Linked DNA regions of Homo sapiens: region 2 is linked to region 1. Evidence: chromatin loops called from intact Hi-C (ENCODE). Cell type or tissue: dorsolateral prefrontal cortex. All regions are shown on one strand.

Region 1 (2,500 bases):
CACTATCATGTAAAGTTTATCTGAACTACACCACCTATCCTTTATAATGCTTTGCCTAAGACCTTCAACTGGACTGGCCTCTAGGTGGTGCTCAAGGTTCCACTCTATGATTAACACAGTCCCCAAAGCCCCAAGGAACAAACAGCCAAGTCCAAGAAAGCCTATTAGAACTTGCTACCACAGAGAGCTCTCTCTGGTGTACTCTTTCTCAAGATTCTCTACCTCTTCCTTCAGGCAGCCATTGATGTAAGATGGAGTGTCAGCCTCTGGGGAAAATCATGTGTGAATCAAAGAGCCTTGGCAGGGCTTAGTCCTCCTGTTCTAGGCAAGGGAAAAGGTCCTTTCTCCTCTTTTCTTGAGTTTGACCTTCCTCACATTAGAGTGGTATCAGAATGTCAACCTGAAGAAAGCCATGGGGAAAGCCTCAATGACAATTTTAAAAGATGGAAGACTTGGTGGGCTTGTCAGCAGCCCAGACAAAAGGAGTTCTTAAAGTACTACACAGTCTCTCCAGGTTCTGGGATTTAGGGGCAGAGATGAGTGATTAGGCCTGAAGGGTTCCTTCTGAATGTCATCCTCTGGAACTGGTGCAACAGTAAGCAGTGGCTTCAGGATGCTGGAATTCAGTCAAGCAGCCAAATATCCCAGCTTTCTGATGACTGCTAAGACCCCTGCCTCTTTCACACTGTCAAAGCATGAAGTAATGATTTCTCCTATGGCAGTTTTTCTAATTTGACTTTATCAATAGCTTTTTGTAAAAATCCCTGTTACTAGACAAGAAACTGCTAAAAGGCAGGGACTGTGCCTTCTTTACTTTCTCTATATGCCCCTATCACAGATACTTACTCTAAAACTGAACAGAAATCTACAATGTAGCACATGGTTACACTGGGACTAGAATAAATTTTTTCTTTAATACCTTTAATAAATAAAGAGAACTCTGGTCCTGGGGAGATTTGAGAAAGTTTCTGGCATCTTCCGAACTTTTGCATAATTGATAAATCCTCTGAGAAACAGGAGAAAGCCTAATTTAAAAAAGAAAAGTCATGAATGAATTTATAATTTCCATGTTAAGTCCCCTCCCCAGAAATCCCTCTCCTGATAGCGATACATTGTTATTTTTCTGCTAAAGGTAATCAAAACATTAGCAATTTCCTCCAGAATCTGCAGAGGATTTTCATACCAAATTATCCATCCTTCAATGAGAAGGTATAATGTAAGAGTCAATAGTGTCTTTTGCACATTCAGAATTGAATTGGTCTAAAAAGGAAATAAAAAATAAGATGGAGCCAAACATTTACATATGAAAGCCTCATTGAGAAACATCAAAATCTACCTATTGAGTTCCAAAAAAGCATTCCAAGATAATGAACTCCAAACAACAACAACAACAACAACAACAAAAAGAGGTTATAACTGTGTTTTTCTCAAGTAAAAAGAAAAAATGTAACCTTCCTTGTCATGGGCTGTTTTTTCTGTCGACAGTATATAATGTTGTCCACTAGATGTCAGGATCCCCTTATCTATTACAGCAATTCTCATCGTCTCAACTTGAAACTTTGTCTACTATTATTATTATTATTATTATTATTATTATTATTAACAGACAGGGTCTTGCTCTGTTGCCCAGGCTGGAGTGCAGCGGTATGATCACAGCCTCTGCAAGCTTGAATTCCTGGGCCCAGATGATCCTCCTGCCTCTGCTTCCCAAGTAGCTAAGATAACAGGTTCATGCCCAGCTAATTTTTTAATTTTCTGTAGAGATAGGGGTCTCGCTATGTTGCTCAGGCTGGCCTTCAACTCCTAGGCTCAAGTGATTCTCCTGTCTCAGCCTCCCAAAGAGTTGGGATTATAGGTGTCAACCACTGTACCCAGCCTATTTCTCTATTCTTAGTAAGACTCTTTTTGTGTGACTACACCAGAATCTATACATTCACAAAAGTTTGTACCTCCTAAAACTGTCAGCAGAGAGGTGATATGCCCCTCCAGTGGAAACTCAGATACTCCTCCTGGCCTTCCTCTTTCAGAGATGGTCTCTGAGCCTTTAGCACATTTTTTTTTTTAAATACTTTTACTGGGATACTCAGTGGTAGAAAATGGTACTTGGACAGTTGAACTGATTTTTAGCAGTAACCAAGAGCTGTCAGCTCTGAGCTTGGGGAACATCATTCTGTTTGGGACCCAAAGCAACAAGTGACTATTGAGCAGGGGTTACCCCTTCAAATACTAAGTTGGGGTATGGTGGTGGGATCTTACTGAACTGGAAGGCACATGACCTGTATGGAGGAGACAGCAACAACTCAGCTCCAGCCAAAGGGTGCCATGTGAAATGTAGGCTAGCTTTTCTTGATATTCCAACTTTCAAGAAAAGTAAAAACATTCAGGCGTTTTATGTGAAATAATTTTGATTTTTAAAATGTTGGCAACTAATTTAAAAAAACTTGAAAAATAACTGTGGAACAAATAAACTATAGGCTAACTATAGCTCAAGAGCAGCCAG
Region 2 (2,500 bases), 80 kb after region 1:
CACAGCTGCTGCCTCCAATGCCGATTTCCACACAGCCACTGCCTTCTTCCACCAACCACAGAGCCCCTGAGTTGCCATAGCAACAGAGGACTGCACCAGAGTCCAAATAGGGATGTCTGCATTTCCCGGCACTTCTGGCTGGGGAGGCAGGGGGTGGTCAGTCCACAGCTGTGCCTATGCCCTGTCTCTGACCTGTCCTGGTCTCTAAGCAAAGCACCCTCCTCTGCCTTTCCACCCTCATTTCACTTCCTCACTTGAAAATCTTAAGAAGAGGATCTGGAAAAATAACTAACAGGTACTAGGCTTAATACCTGGGTGATGAAATAATCTGAACAACAAACCCCCATGACACATGTTTACCTATGCAACAAACCAGCACATGCACCCTTGAACTTAAAAGTTAAAGAAAAAAAAAAAGGCCGGGCGTGGTGGCTTACGCCTGTAATCCCGGCACTTTGGGAGGCCGAGGCAGGTGGATCACCTGAGGTCAGGAGTTCGAGACTGGCCTGGCCAAAATAATGAAACCCCGTCTTTACTAAAAATACAAAAAATTAGCTGGGCGTGGCAGCCTGCACCTGTAATCCCAGCTACCTGGGAGGCTGAGGCAGGAGAATTGCTTGAACCCAGGAAGTGGAGGTTGCAGTGAGTCAAGATCGCGCCACTGCACTCCAGCTTGAGGGACAGAGAGAGACTCTGTCTCAAAAAAAAAAAAAAAAAAAAAAATTAAAAAAAAAAGTCTCAGGAAGCACTCATGTCAGGATCTTCTCTGCTTTCTCTCCGCACTGTGGAAGGAGAGGGGAGGGATGGCCTTGTCTTTGTGTCCTGTCCAGGCCCACAAATTGGACAAAAGAACAAAGGAGCAGGATTCTCTGATATCTCACAGCTCTCAAGCCTGCCTAAAGAATGTTTTCTTTTTAAATACCACTTGGTTAGTCTAGCTGGTCACCTCCTGGAGTTTTTTAGTTTCTATCAACTGCCTTTTTGGTACCCCTAAAGAAACTCCTGAAGAAGCAAAACCTGCCTTTTACTCCCCAGAAGCTAAGAGCCTTTTGGAGGAGCTGCTGTTGTTGTCTGTCAGAATAACAACAACAGCATCTACCACTCACTAAGTGAATGTGTGACATGCATCACTTCTCTCCATCCTTACAACCGCCCTGCGAAAAAGGTGTTAGTAGTCCCATTTTGTATGTAAGGAAACTGAGGTCACATAGCTGCTAAGAGGCCACGCTGCAATCTGAGCCCTGGACTCTCAGACTCTGAATCCCAGGCCATTGGCCGCTGCTTTATGTTGGGAGGCACAGCCAGCTCCATGGAATGACATATTTAGCTTCCCCAGCCCCAGCCAGTCCCCTGGGTCCTCACGTGGCTCCCTCCCAGCCATGGTGGCTAGCAGTTGTTGGCTCTGTCCCCATGCCACGTCACCCCCACAGGGATCTGATGGCAACTCGCTCAAAGTGGGAACAAAGGCAGCATTTTTAGCCCCTTCTTTAGAAACCTTGACTCCTTGCCACATACGCGGCCACTCGGATTGGCTGTTACCATGGTAACTGGCTGCCGCTCTCTGTCCAATTATGTCAGCCCTGAACTGCAGGGCTTCCGTGCCCATTTCCTGCCCGATCTCCCCAGCCTGCCAGCCCAGCCCCTCTGACCTCCAGGCAGCTTTGAATGCCTATGCTTTCTAATTACAGCTGCCTTTCAATGCCCCTGTCCTTTCTGAACCCTTTGTAATCTGCATGGAACTTCTCCCAACAGCCCATTGTCACACTCAGCTCCCTGGCCCTTTATCTGTGGTTTCTATAGCATTGATTGTGTATCTGGCCTTGTACCCAGCATACACACACGCCCCAAAGGGCACACAGCTTGGGCACAGAAATTTCAAACATCCCAGGCTCAGTGCCTGGCACTGAGATGTTTCTCCTGCAATTGTGACCTCGTTGGGGGTCTCAGTGGTCTGATTTCAAGCCATCTTCTTTGTACATTCATTTGTTCATTCAATGACTCATGAGCACCTATGATGTGCCAGGCACTAGGGATACCAAGTTAAACAAGACAAAATGGAACTTTACATTTTTGGGGGGTGCAGGGGTGATCAATGTAAACACGTAAGCAATTAAGTAAATACATGTAATTTTGGATCATGTTAAGCACGGTGAAGAGAAAGAAATGAGGGACCCCAATTCTGGGATGGACACTTGCTTCTGTCCTCACTCAAGCTCCCCACTTCCAGCCAGAGGGGTTCACCAGATGAAGGGGGTGAGGAGGAGGTGCTTGGTGTCCATTGGGCACTTTGGATGCAAGTGGCAGAGACCAAAGTTCAGCAGCTTAGGGAAAAGGGTGCTCTGGGCAGAGCTGCAGCTGGAGCTCTGAGGCCTGAAAGTCACCAAGACTCAGTTATCGTCTCTTCTCTCTGCATCCCTCTCAGACGTCAGCTTCCTTTCCTCTCCTTGCAGCAGCTTTTCTTTTCTTTTAATTTTTAAATTTTATTACTATTATTACTATT

What was found. Hi-C counts contacts between places; a loop is a spot of excess contacts. Peaks named below come from ENCODE experiments on the same cell type or tissue, not always from the same donor. Only the 100,000 strongest peaks of a DNase experiment are listed, where the experiment ranks them.
Region 2: a loop joins it to region 1, with 3 times the contacts of the local background. A loop is called at or near these places in 3 of 110 quality-filtered maps.

Annotation. Positions count from the first base shown.
Region 1 is chr5:142,143,096-142,145,595 of GRCh38, reverse strand. It overlaps NDFIP1 (Nedd4 family interacting protein 1), which reads right to left. Exons shown (of 8, transcript NM_030571.4): 7 at 920-1,025. The coding sequence ends at 922. Among named protein-coding and RNA genes, the nearest start is that of NDFIP1, 36 kb to the right of the region's middle. RefSeq lists an enhancer at 129-218. In dorsolateral prefrontal cortex, CTCF peaks have their summits at 81 (motif pointing right), 1,295 and 1,494 (motif pointing right); a DNase peak (open chromatin) is centred at 105.
Region 2 is chr5:142,063,079-142,065,578 of GRCh38, reverse strand. No RefSeq gene overlaps it. Among named protein-coding and RNA genes, the nearest start is that of NDFIP1, 44 kb to the left of the region's middle. In dorsolateral prefrontal cortex, a CTCF peak has its summit at 1,369; DNase peaks (open chromatin) are centred at 58 and 1,478; H3K4me3 peaks cover 1,654 bases; H3K27ac peaks cover 2,500 bases.